Linked DNA regions of Homo sapiens: region 2 is linked to region 1. Evidence: read pairs that join two places in POLR2A ChIA-PET (ENCODE). Cell type or tissue: OCI-LY7. All regions are shown on one strand. Each heading gives the region's core, and the rest is flanking DNA. Links, peaks and the distances in the headings are about the cores only.

What was found. Peaks named below come from ENCODE experiments on the same cell type or tissue, not always from the same donor. Only the 100,000 strongest peaks of a DNase experiment are listed, where the experiment ranks them.
Region 2: POLR2A ChIA-PET joins it to region 1 with 5 read pairs; 3 of 35 experiments call an interaction of 5 or more read pairs at or near these places.

What each region holds. Positions count from the first base shown.
Region 1 is chr5:125,104,302-125,111,341 of GRCh38, forward strand. All of the region lies in intron 2 of LOC101927421 (a long non-coding RNA gene), which reads left to right. Among named protein-coding and RNA genes, the nearest start is that of ZNF608, 360 kb to the left of the region's middle. In OCI-LY7, for the core only: no CTCF peak of the experiment used is centred there; no DNase peak of the experiment used is centred there.
Region 2 is chr5:125,289,407-125,296,446 of GRCh38, forward strand. All of the region lies in intron 4 of LOC101927421 (a long non-coding RNA gene), which reads left to right. Among named protein-coding and RNA genes, the nearest start is that of LINC02240, 200 kb to the right of the region's middle. In OCI-LY7, for the core only: no CTCF peak of the experiment used is centred there; DNase peaks (open chromatin) are centred at 3,435, 3,835 and 4,405; H3K4me3 peaks cover 997 bases; H3K27ac peaks cover 1,284 bases.

The sequences.
Region 1 (7,040 bases), core at 786-5,785:
TTATTTTCATTCATCAAATCTGCAAAAATAAATATGGAGAAATGGACATGGTAATACATTTCTGCATTTCTTTTTGGATAGTAATATAGTTAGCCCTTTTATAAAATAGAGAGCTGCCTGTTATTTGGCTGAGCCATCCCATTTTTGAGCATCAGCGCTGCATAGATCAAAGCCCCAGAATTCAAGGCCATACGTTGCAAGGCTTTGTATAGCAAAACTCTTCAGTGTAGCAAAAAACTGGAAATGATCTGAGGGTCCATTCATTATGTAATGATTGAATATATCACAGTCAACAATGATATAAAATACTAAACTGACATTTGAAAAGATATGTTTGTGCTATAGCTATTGAACTAGGTAGATTTTTAGGATGGACTTTTGAGAATAGTAAAAAACATGTAGTATAGTATGAACTTATTTTTTATTTCCCATGACAAACATCAAGAAACACTCATACACACACACACACACACACACACACAAATAATGTATTAGCCTAGTAAAATTGCCTATATCAATAGTGATATGACTATTATTAGTGATATGATTTGGTGATGTGATTACATTTTCCTTTACAATAATTTATGTACCATGATAAACAATTATGTATTACTGTTATTATTTTTAAAAGTGAACAAAGGACACTTAGTATGGAAAAATAAATGATTGGGATAACCAAGTTTTATAGAAAATACCTTTCTCTCTATTGTCATTTAAAGTTTAATAATTTTAAAAGGAGAAACTTTGAATGTTGGTAATAATATTCTAAGTGTCAGAAGTAATAATAATGGGGTACTATATAATGCTCACTAATACATTGCTTTTTTTGTTTAGGGATCTAGAATCTTATTTTGGTTTCTTTTTTTAATTATTTATTTATTTTTTATTATTATACTTTAAGTTCTAGGGTACATGTGCGCAACGTGCAGGTTTGTTACATATGTATACGTGTGCCATGTTGGTGTGCTGCACGTATTAGGAGATATACCTAATGTCAATGACGAGTTAATGGGTGCAGCACATTGGTTTCTTTATCACTTCTTTCCATAAAATCCCTGGAAGAGAGAGATGTTCAAAGAAGGCTAAGAAAAATATCTCCTGAGTTCACCTTACCACCCATAGCCTTCCTTTTGCCTGATCCAATGGAAGCCTAGAGAGCAGAGTCAAAGCAGCCTTAACACAGGCCATTATGACTTTTCTTTTTTTTTTTCTTTTTAATCTCTTTGAGAGATGGGATCTCATTTTGTCACCCAGGCTGCAGTGCAGTGGCGATCATAGCTCATTGTAACCTTGAATTCCTGGGCTCAAGGGATCCTCCTGCCGTAGCCTCCTGAGGAGCTAGGATTACAGGCATGCACCACCGTGCTCAGCTAATTAATAATTTTTTTTTTTTTTGTAAGAGATGGAGTCTCGCTATGTTGCCCAGGCTGACCTTGAATGCCTGGGCTCAGGCAGTGCTCCCATCTCAACCTCTCAAAGTGTTGGGATTACAGGCGTGAGCCACCTATTATGACATTTCTAAGTCTACAAGAGAGCATCAAGACTTAGCACTGTAATAGTACAAAAATGTGTCTTTGCCAGAATAAAGGAAACAGGACTAGAGAAGAGCACCATATAGGTTTATTTATACTTCTAGTGTTTCATCCACTGGAAAGCATGGCTGAACAGTGTCTCGATATTTACTTTATCAGATTAGTACTCTCACCTTTTGGAAGATGAGTTTCTTGCCCTTGATGCCCATCCATGCTTGAGCAAGAAAGAGGAAAAGAAAGGTAGGACTTTTGTTGCTTAGATGATTCAGGTTAAAAACTACACATAAAAGGATATAATCTATTAAAAATCGAAAGCAACGATTGATAAGAGATGGAAATTAATCTTCAGCTACTTTTTCAAACTTTGGGAGTTCATAAAAATAAAAGCCATATTTTTTTCCAGGCACTTTTTGGTTTCTCAAATCATCTGTGCTTCAAGGAGAATTTAGTTCATATGTCTTTAATTAATTTACACTTAACTCATCAAAATGTTGACTTGTTATTCCAGCTATTTGATGTCTCAGAAATCATACACACATTTTAATGTATGTTCAAAGGTCTTTCCCCCTTTTGGATAAGGCAGTCATCATTAGCTAGCAGTAAACAGAACCTGGAAGAGCTTAAGCCTGGTTCCAAATGAAAAACTAAGGAAATTCCAAGGGGTTTGAAACTTGGCAAATTACTTTTTACACACATGGTTACAAAATCATTAAAGTGATAAACATGAGAAATGACCAAAATACATCAAAATCATCACAAGCATAAATAGAGTCTCTAGAAAGCGAAGACATTACTCAGGAGATTAAAATACATATCATATTGAGTCTATGTGCCTTAAAGGAAAGAATGTCAAGGTCAGCACAAACAGCCCCACAACAACCAATCTGTATCAATTATTGTGCAGAAACCAGTAGGCTAATATTTCCATGAAAAAGGGCAAATGATATTCTGCAGAAGTTTTGGTGACCTTATGACCTTCTTTCCTTTTAGGTAAAACATACTAAACACACATATCCCTTAAAAAGCTCCTACATGTTTACATATGTAGGCTGGAGGTAACTTTTCTTTTCCCCTGGATTGGATATGTTTTTAGACCAGAATATTTGAATAAAATCTATCATGGATTAATGTTTGATTGTCTAGTTTTACACTTAGCTTAGAGCTTAAAGCATGAATTAAATCTGAGCCAATTCTCATGATACATAAGCACAGACTTTTACAGCCATTTGATCCAGGAACCAGGTGTTTCCTTACTGAAGAGAGGAAGGAGTTCAGAAACTGCAAACTACATAAGGTATTCTGGGGCCAAATCCCATGCTAGGACCAAAGGAACCAATTCATGTCCAAGAATGGACTGTAGAGCAAAGCAGAGGATTCAAGATTCAGAGAAATGGATCAATAGAAATAAGAAATAGAAATGAATCACCAGGCACATGAGATAGAAGTGGATCAATAGGAACATGAAGCTGGAGGAATTGGAGCACACAAGAGTTAGGAAAATGTTCTGTGGTCCTGTGGGGAGTGGAGAGGGCAGAGACCTAACTAGAGGTAGAAGAAAGTCCACTTTGGGGTAATCCTCACGATTGCTAAACTCCTTGAATACTTTGATTTGCTTTATGTCCAGGGATAAACCCAGAAAGTAACAGAATTATCAGGGACAGAAGGAAACATAGTAGTCATCTCAACCATGTTTGTAAATTCTGATCCTTCTCATTTTTATGAATATGAATGTTTGTGGCGCAGCCTGGATGGGTAACATTTTTACCTAGCTATATACCCTAGCTAGTGTCTGAGCTGGGAAGAGCAGCCAGAGGGTGTCTCCTTATTTCTGGTCCACTATTCTTTTTACTTCATCCCATCCCAAGCTAACTAATCATTTCCTTTTGCTTTTCTTTCTCTTCCTACCCCTCCTCCTTCTCCTCCTTCTAGTTTCTTTTCTCTTCCTTTTTTTTTCTTTCATTGCCTCATTTACTCCCACTCTAACTCAAGATTGAAGAGTAGAAGTGACAAAATGTCATGCCCAAAGCTCAACTGGAATTATTTTCAGAGGGGTCACAGCGAAGCATGTTTGTTTCGTGAAGTTCAAGCTTATTTTCAGCATATGGGTTCAAAGCTGTAAACCAATCTTGAACCTTGGGAGCTGTGAGTTGACAAGATGGGACAGTATGTCAAAGAAAATAGGTTCAGAAGACTTGTAGGATGTCAGTTCTCTTTTTAAAAAGAACATTTTGGTGAATTAAGTGTAAATGAGTCAGGAAACACACGGATTTTATTTCCCTTGCCATATGCGTGGGTTTAAAAATTAATGGAAAAAATTTCTTGGCACAACATATTTTGAATTTTATTTGCCTTTTTTCTCTTATGATCTCTGGAAGATGGAAGCTGAGGAATGATGAAGACAATGGAATCAAAGGCAATTGTGAGTTTTACATGTTTATATAACACATGACACTTAGATTGAGCGGTAAGAACATCTAGTCTGAGAGCTTCCATTTTGAAAGCATTATATTTTTAGTGTTTGACCTCATTACATTACTGAAAGAAATATCCTAACAGGTATTTATCTGAATTAATTTTGTGGAAATCAGGGGCTGGACTGTGAGGAATCCATTTTACTGTAGGGAGTGTGATGCTTGAGTAAAGGTATGTAATTGGGCAATTAGAATAAAAGAGATAGTGAACTGCTTTAAATTTTTAAGGCTTTCAAAAAAATAAAACAATCTACTGGATGGTCTTTCATATGTAACATTTTATCTGTCTCAGACATTTTACCTTGCAAAGTATAACTAGGATCTTTGTAGAATTTTGATTATTTCTATCAAGAAAAACAAAAAAATATGTCAGGATTCTCTGAGTCTTTTTAATTTTTTTCTTTTTGGCCAACTCGATGGGGGGACATTTGACAATTATTCCATTGGCATTTTGGAGTACTTAGTCAAATTATCCTATTTGTTGTAGAAATACTTGTAATTAGCTAAATAAATCTCAAATGTTTTCTACAGGCAGTTTCTACAATCATCTCTTTTTTCAAACTTGTATTTGTTCCCTGATTTGCCCAGGAACTTCCAAGAGAATATACAAGTTTAAGTAAATTGTCTCTAGTTAGTTTGTGGTTTGGCTTTTAAAAACCCTAAAATGATTTAAATCAAACCATTTCAGACACTAGAATTGGAAGAAATCAGAACAAAGATATGCTTGTAATTTTATTAAAATGATAGGTTGGTCAGGACAAAAATACTCAACACTATTGAGTGCCAAGATGGAGTGTACTTAGAATAGCCTGCCTATTGATGGGGCCAGGCCATGTCACACAGCAAGAGCACTTTACATGGCATCAGCACATCTGTCCTTAAATATGTGACTTTTTTGTGTGTTGTTCTATGTATTCTAAATAGAAGGAAAACTGGGCTACATTTCAAAATTTAAATATGGTACATGAAAGGCTTTGTTCACATTTAATTAATTTACTGTTTATGTGCCATATGTTTAATCAGACACTGCTTCTATCCTACATGGAGGTAATGGGTAGGAATGAGGCATAAAGTTTTTTTTCCCCTCTTCTAAAAGTAAAAGGTACAAATTGAGATGATTTTCTAAGAAATGCCATTCACAATGACAAACTCATATGGCCACTGCTGTGACACAAGCCCTTAAATGATCACTTCATGGCTCATTAACTCTCAGAACTGTAAAGATAGGTAGGACCTTCAGCTCCAGAAGACAATACTTCAATTATTTTCAAGTGCAACTTTCCTCAGATATACTGCCACACTGCCTTGCCAACACTGTTTTGTTTAGAATTTCAGATCAGGTTTATTTTTAAAGTTATTAATAAAAAAATAAGAGACACTCTTAATTTAAACATGCAAACTTAAATCATGAAAATGTAGATTCGATAATTTTTAATGCAACTTGATCTATAGATAAGTAGACACCTTTTAGGATCACTCTGTTCAGGGGAAATAAAATTCACTTTGCGCATATGCCAAGTGTATGTGCCTTTGGGAGAGGAAGGAAGAGCCATTTTTACCATATGAAGTGAGCATGTGTTTTTCTTACTTTTGCTGCTCTGCTGTTTTTGCCATATTTTCTGAGTTCAAGTCTCTAATCAGTTGGTGGAAGTGTAGATTTAAAGACATTTATTTTGGAAAACATGTTCTGCTAAAAGTTTGTAGTAATGTAAGCCATTTAATTCTAAAATTGGCAGCTGAAACTAACACTGTGCTCACATAAGCAACTACTCAAGTGTTTTAGTCTAAAGCATTTTGGAACACCAAAGGCCAGGACATAATTTTTGGGTCTGCACACTTCTGAAAGTGAAAGCACCACAGCCAGGGGCTTATCTCCAATGCCGCAAAATTGGAGCCTGAGGAAAACTCTTATGTGCCTCTCCTATTTGCAGTATATCCCACCTATACGAAAAGAGAGCTCCTCTCCTTTCACTTTTAAGGAAAATAAGAGGAAATATAAGAGCGTAATTCTTGGCCTCAGCAGTTGTCTTGGTGTGGTATGTGTGTGTGGGGAGGCGGGGGCAGGGAGTGATGTATTTTGTAGAGGGGACAGGCCAAGCCGTAGGTGAGAGAGGTAAAGAGGCCTCCCTTTGAATGGGATACACATAGTGGGCTCAAAGTAGGATGGGATCCCTCCTCAATTCTCCCCAAAGGGTGGGGCAAAGGAGTTACATCTACTCCTTTGCCCCTGGTTTGTTCAGTGAAAAGATGTCAGGATAATGGTTAAAAAAACTCTGAAACTATAGGGAATTAGCCATTTTTAAAAAAGCATCTACCATAAACTAGGTACTGTACCAGGCCTTTTAGATTGATTTCCCATTGCACAAAATTCCTCAAGTAGGTATTGTGTTGGGTGCATAATATAATGGATGAAAAAACATGCCGAGAATTTGGCCAACTTGTCAGTCATGCAACAAGGTGGTAGCACCTGGATTTGTGCAATGGAGTCTGACCCCATTCACCATCCCTCTCTCTATCATGATCCAGATAAAATGATGACACAAATTGTGGAGAAGCAAATCTGAGAGAGGAGAGAGGTGGGCCACGGGAAGAGAGAGAGTAAATGAACAAAGTTATATTCTAGTTGAGGGGTGAATATTGCCATGCTACTAATTAGATTATATTTGTCCTAAATCCTTGATGTATGGTAGAGTAATGAATGCACACCATTTTTAAAACAATATTGCCATATTTCACAATGGCTGAAAGTCTACCCTCCCCCAACAGGCATAGGCACATATTCATAGAGTCTTTTCTGCCAACTAAGTGCAACGGTTGTCCAGGTTAGACAATTTTGAGTCATGCTCAATGTCACCCTCTCCTTGACTTGTTGTGGCTCATTTTGCCCCAGTTCCACCTGACCCTTTCCTGTTTTCCCCCATTTCAGTGCAGGGTCCCACCAACCATTCTGTCGCACAAGCCAGGAACCTAGAATTTATCAGATTCTCCCTTTCCTTTCATGCTCAATCCTTTACCCACTTCTGTCCATTTTCTCTCC
Region 2 (7,040 bases), core at 867-5,866, 190 kb after region 1:
CAAAACAATGCTATTAATAATACCTGTCATATAAGGCCTATAATCAGCAAAAAAACAAGAAGTGAGGAATCAAATATACATTTTTTCTGACTCCCTTATAGTTAATCTCAATTTCATATTTATTTTATATTTTTGAAAGAAATAAATTTCAAAACAACCTATTCAAAATGTTTTATAAACCATTGTAATGCTTTTTATTTATATAGGTTATACATTATTATTTTTAAAGGATTATACTTTAAAGTATGAAGTAAAAACAAATATATTATTGTATACAATTAAAACAATAATAATCCCAAGTTATTATTATTTCAATTTAACAGATAAATGAGCTGATACTTGGAGAAGTTTTAGCTTGTGTAAGATCCCAAAGTTAATAAGTGATAGAATTAGGAAATGAACCCAGGTGCCCTGAGACAAAGTTTTCAATATTTTTTGATTACACTGCAGTTGACTTTTTGCTATAGGATCCAGGTAGTGAGGAATATTGTATCCCAAAATAGAAAAATAAGTTTGTATCAACTAATTTTTAGCAGTAGAATGCAGTCCTCATGTGAAATATCATGCATAAAATGAATAAAATTATGTGGGTGAGCATCTGCTTGATCCCCTCATCTTGCAGAGGCTCTGAGATGCTTCAACTAAATCCAACGGGCTTCCTGCAATGTGGTTTGAAGACATTTAGTGCCTAGCTCTATCTCATCACCTTTGTGCATACTCATGTGTGGGCAGGCTGGCTATATAGTTTGTGAGGTCCACTGTGAAATGGAAATGTGGGGCCCCATGTTTGAAATTATTAAGAATTTCAAGATGATGACAACAGAACCAAGCGTGGGCCTTTGTGAGCGCAAGGCTCTGTGCAATTGGATCGGTCACATGCCTGTGAAGCTGGACCTGTTTGTGGACCAGGATTTACCTTCAAACCCCTTTGCTAAATAGTGCCTAGACCAGGATCTTCATCTTTTATCAGTGATCCTTACCTTTCCCTAATTCATTCTCCTATTCATATGTATATTGGGGAAAAGTCACTGAAACAGTTAAAATTATATTGTGATAGAGGCGGCAGAAAGGAGAGTTATATGTGTTCATATCCATGTCTTCTGAGTTTCATTCTCTGGGGGTCATTTTGGAGAAGAGGAGTAACTTTAAATAACTTGAAAGGACTGTTGCAGGTAGTCATTTCTTCCCTTTATTTGTATTTGGGATTCTAGGAGGACACTTTCTTATTTCATTCAAGGATAGATCACATCAACCCGGTGCTGCACCAAGTCCAGGCAGGGGGAGTCCTTAACATTTAGTTTTCCGCTGCTTCTCTTGGTTTCTAAGTTGTGTAGACAGAACATATAGTAGCAGAGAGAGAGAGTTTGATTGAAGAAGGGGCTAGAGGGATTGCTGGTGTGGGGTAAGATGGCTCTCTGGCAAGGGCAACTGTGGGAATAACCAAGACTGGGCTGAATAGAAGTCATAGCCACACCTTACAGAAGTCTGTGGAAAATGCACAAACCCAAATAAGATCAAAACCACCAGAGAGTGGTAATAGGCCCCGACTGAACTAAGTCAAGGTGGTAAGTTACCCCAGCCACAGAATTCAGCTGTGAACACCTTCAGGACCAGCAGCACATGGATGCACAAGTGACAAATTGCTTGGGGACAAGGGCTCTGCTTCTTTCCCACTCACTCCTGGAAGCTCTCAGAGGCTGTACCTGTCAGCGAAGGGCGGGGGTTGGGGTGGTGGTGGAAACAACCTCTGAGCAAAACATGCTGACTCCAAAGACTAAACTCTGTGCAAATGGGCTGTTTAAATGATCAGAATAGATTGTACTTTAGACAGGATTTGACGTTCAGCAAGTTTTTTTCCTGTTGAACATTAGGCTGGAGTTGGGAAGTTGGTGAGCAGAGTGTGCATAGTGACAGGGCCGAAAGCTTAAATAGTTTAAGACAAAATGAAGTATTTATGTTTTCTTTGCATATCTGAGTTTTGCTATGAGTTAAATTTGGTGAGTCGGCTACATGTGATTAAAAGAAAAATAAAGCAAACAATTTCAAACTGTCTGCTAAAATTCCATACACCCCAGGACTCTCTCATGTGGGAAAATCTGGCGAGGAAAGATTTTTCAAGATTTGATATTACTCCCTATATTTATCCAGTGGCACCCTGTTTTTTCAAAGTATAATTTTCCCACCTCTCTTCTTGCGAAATATAACACATAAGACAGCAAAGTGCATTAAACAGTGCCAGGTTTTTCGTGTTTTCTTCCCAGCAGTGCCCTGGAAAACTGAGCCTGCCAAGAACAATGTCAGAAACATCAATTGACTACAGTGACAACAACATACCCAGAAGGCAGGTTGTCTGACAATAAAGTTGCCAAAAAAGAAATTGCTGTACCTGTGGAGACTTTTAGTAGTTCCACGGAGGTGGTCCATAACCAATAATAAAGGCAGCACAGAGCAGCCAGGCATTCTTTTTTAACCCATTGGGAGCTTCCTGAGGATTCTCAGACATTTGGCTTTGCTGGGTCATCAGGAAAGATACAAGTCTTACCTATAGAACAATGAACATTTTACTGAGAAAACAACGATAGCCATGAAGCACTTCCTTCCTCAGCCCATCTTTAAATTTCATTTTGGCCAATGATTGCAACTCAATCTTTTCCGGTAAATTGGCTACCAGATATAATTGCATAAGTAGAAAACAGCTAAGCATAAGTAGGAGAGCTGTCGGTGGCTCTCCCTTCGTGTAGTAGTTTTGCATTTATGCTAGATTGCTTTAACCATCTTTTCTAACCAATGCTTGAGTGCAGCAAAATGGCCAACCATGTAAGCAGTAGTAAGAGGGTCTAAGCTTGAATATTTCAGAGCTTAACTGTAAAATGAGTGTGTAGTTTCTGGATGGGCTAGAAAATTTAAGTCATAGATTACATCTGTGTCCAGGGGACTTGCCAAAGTATTCTTTGTATTAGGCTGAGTTGGGAAGTTGGTGAGCAGAGTGTGCATAGTGACAGGGCCGAAAGCTTAAATAGTTTAAGACAAAATGAAGTATTTATGTTTTCTTTGCATATCTGAGTTTTGCTATGAGTTAAATTTGGTGAGTCGGCTACTTGTGATTAAAAGAAAAATAAAGCAAAGCTGGGGAAAGGCTGAAAGCATGGAAGGCAAGAATAGAGATGAGATGTAAAGGTCCTGAGATAGATGATAAAAGTTTGGGTGAGACCCTGTCCAGCTCTTGAGGTGATGCTGACTTGCAGATTTTTTTTCTTTTTCTTTATCTTTGAAGTCTACTTGTACAAGAGAGGAAATGAGGAGAAAATGGCATAGACTTCATGATCTTATCACCTGGTGAAGTATCAAGATCTGTGTGTGTTCAAGTGTGCTACACACTTGCAAATAACCCAGGGCTTGATCTGCTATTATACTGATGATGCAGTAGTTTTTCCTACCAGACAACCTATATAAGCTCATTTTAGGCAGAAATATGGTTTAAGTTAGGGCCCTAACAGGATGGCACATGCAAACTAGGATTGTTCAAGGAGGGTCAAATAAAGGAAGTGTACAGAAAAGGGCAGGCAAGGTGAAAGAAGACTGGAGGGGGTGGTGCAGCACCCCGGGATAAATAGAGGGGCTGTTACCACCCTAAGCTCGAAGAAAGCCTGAGGAGGAAAATCCTGCAGAGAGGCTTAGTGGCCCCTCACAGACACTAGACAGAGGAGGGTGGGCCAAAGAAGGAGAGACAGTTCTCTTTTCCCTTCCTTGGCTCTTCTGCCAGGCGTCCCCATGGGCAGAGTTCAATAGGAAGCCAGAGGGCTCAGGAGTCCTGAGTGCCTCGCTGAGCTGAGAGCAGGGTTGAGAAGGGCTGAGAGTGGATCTAGGAGTAGCAAACTGAGGATTCCTAGCATAGATATGTCACACTTTTTCTTTTAAATCCATAGCACCTGGCTTGATGGGTATCAGCAACCAGCTGTTTGATTAAGAGAATGCTCTTGGCAGCTCAGTGTCCCTTCTTCCTTATATGTATAGTAGTGATGCACTGGCCTACTTCCAGTCCCCACAGGAAGGGAGTGGTTTATATCTGTTTGAGGTGCCCTAAAAGTACCTGACTACAGGAATGATTTTAAAATATAATTTAAACTGAAGCAATAATAGATCCCTAAAAGCTCTGATCAAGAGTCCTAAATAAATTCACCTTCTGTAATTGCCAGTACATGTCTATGTCCTAAACTTTATGGACCAACTCCAGCATCCTGGAGTTTACATCCCTCCTTGATCAATCTTCAGTAAGGAATTTACTTCTCTAATAACATACTTCTCAACATCAGGCAGGTCCCGGAATGACCATCAAACAGAGGCAATGTGAACAGCTGGGAGTATCTGATGGTAGTAAACACAGATGTGCCTGCCAGGACATTAACTGCTTAGCAGGTTGACGTAACTGACTTCCCTATGTTCAACAAAGCTTTGTAGTCCCTGAGATGCTACTGCCTGGGTTTAATGATTGCCATGTTCCCCATCCACTCTTTGGCGAAGGAGTTTCTGCAGCATTTGATGCAGTGCTTCAGCTCAGTGTTAATTATGAGATCAGCTCAATGCCTGTGATTTAGAGGCTAGACTCAGAACCCTTTCAGTAATTCAGTTCCCGTAAGTCTGTGTTATTGGCTCCTGAATGCACTTGCTTAAGCTAATTAAAAAATAAGCTGAAGAAATTCATTTCTTATGCAAAATTAAATCTGGTGTACACGCTGAATATTGCACCTTGTCATGTTCATTTCTAGCTCAATTCTGCCTTTTACTGCACACTTTGCAGCTTGAGAATTACCATTTAAAGCAAATGTTTGGATTTTGAAGAAACAGATTTGGCCCTTTTGAAAATGTTTGGCTGTAAAACAACTTTGATATAAAGTATCAAAATAAAAAAATATTCTTAATGTTTCTTTTGTGGCATTATCAGTCAACCGACATCATCATGAGGCTGACATATTGATAGTCTAATGGTGAAATGGGAATCATCCTTCAAATAACATGTCCTTTGCATTAGAAAATAGCATTGGTGGACCTGATAGGCATGAGATATCAGCATTGATAACTTGATGAATGGGGACTGTGATCTCTACCCTGTCCTCCCCAGTCTACCTAATACCAACGTCATGGATATATTTGCAGTGCAGGTTGATAAAATTAAGAGCAGGCTTTTGCAAGAAACAAAGCTTTGTTAGCTTTTTAATCCGATCAAACAAATACATAAAACAAATAAACAAAAAAGCCACCCAGTTTCAGACTATATGTGTCTGTTTATATGTAGGATTCCAGATTTGATGAAGAAAAATCTTAGGGCGTGGTCTATCACTAACATCTGTAATCTGCACCAACTGTCTTGCAAATGCATTCTTCAAACAGGGGGTATGCTGATCAGTGAAATATATCACTGCTCCAGAAAATTTTCTGAATAGCCTCAAGTGACTGTTGGTGGGTGAAGAGTGCCACTGCCATATAAAGCACTTGGCAAAGACCTTGAACAACTTGAGCACTACTAGAGAATTGCTACAGTCAGGAAGGCAAGTTGGTTTTATCTCTTGGCTATTCTGATTATTCAAAGCAGTTATCTGGAGCAATGTTCTGACAAGGACTGTCAGATAAGCCCCAGGTTCATGGAAAGAGGGAGGGTTGGCTTGGTGATGCTGGAGGTTGGAATATTGTGTCATCCTTTCATCTGTCAGCCTTTACTCTGCTTTCCAGGCACCGAGGTGAGCCAGTGTATCTTAAAGTGTAATTGTGTGCCTCACAGATTGCATATGTGATGATTTTATTACAATGATTGTTTACGTATAATATATGTGTCTATATAATTGATTTATACAGAGTAAAATTTAACAAGCACACAAAATTCTGAAGGAATTCACAGGATTTGGCTAAGTACAATAAACAATTTAACTTAATGTCTATTTAAAGAAAAATATCTAAGTTCATAGGAGAGATGATAAATAACTGGCAAAAATCCTACAGTTAGAACGTAGGTTGGTGCAAAAGCAATTGTGGTTTTTGCTATTGCTTTTGATGGCAAAAACCGCAATTAATTTTGCACCAACCTAATAAATTAGTTTAGGAAAATTATGTTAAATTATAGGGATGCAGAGATAAATATATACTGGTCTCTACCCTTGAAAAAACTTGCATTCTTTTTCTTGTTCTTCTTGGATTCCATCCAAGTTTCACTCTTACATTAATGTCAGCTATAGTTTTGAGATGAGTCAGCTTAATCAACTACTGGCTTTCTTTGGATGTGAATGATATGGTAGCTCTTTAAATCCTGAATGTTGTGAGTACCTTGGAAGAGAAGCAAGGTAACTTCTGCACCTCGTCCAATAATCAGTTTACTTGGGGGATTTGTCATCAGTCCTCAGAGAAGTGAGTCACAGCAGTTACCATCTTCGGGCACTTTCAGCAGGCCACAGCAATAAGTTACTGATACACACTGGAAATTTTAACTATTTACTAGTTTGGAATACTTCAGTCAACCCATCAAGTTACTCCTCCCATTGGGGAAAGTAAATTAAGATCAGAAGTTTGGGACGAAATTGTGGCTTATGCCTGTAATTCTAGCACTTTGGGATGCCGAGGCAGGAGGATTACTTGAGTCCAGGAATTCAAAGCCAGCCTAGGCAACGTAGCAAGACCCTGTCTCTAAAAAATAAAAATAAAAAAGTTAGCCAGGCATAGTGGTATATGCTTGTAGTCCCAGCTACTCAGCAGGCTGAGGTGGGAGGTGGAACCTGGGAGGTGGACGTTGCAGTGAGCCGTGATAGCACTGCTACACTTCAGCCTAAGTGATAGAGTGAGATCCTGTCTCTGAAAAAAGAAAAAAAAAAAAAACAGATAGGTGCCCGCTTGGTGATTAATGTATCAAACCCAAAGGAGATGAATGATTTACAAGTTTGGTTCCAAAACCTCTTTTAGAAGTCAATCAGTTGTTTAATTTGAAATTCTCATTCTCTCTCTTTATATATATATATATACTTTTTTCTCTCCTACCAACTGGAGTTTATGATATA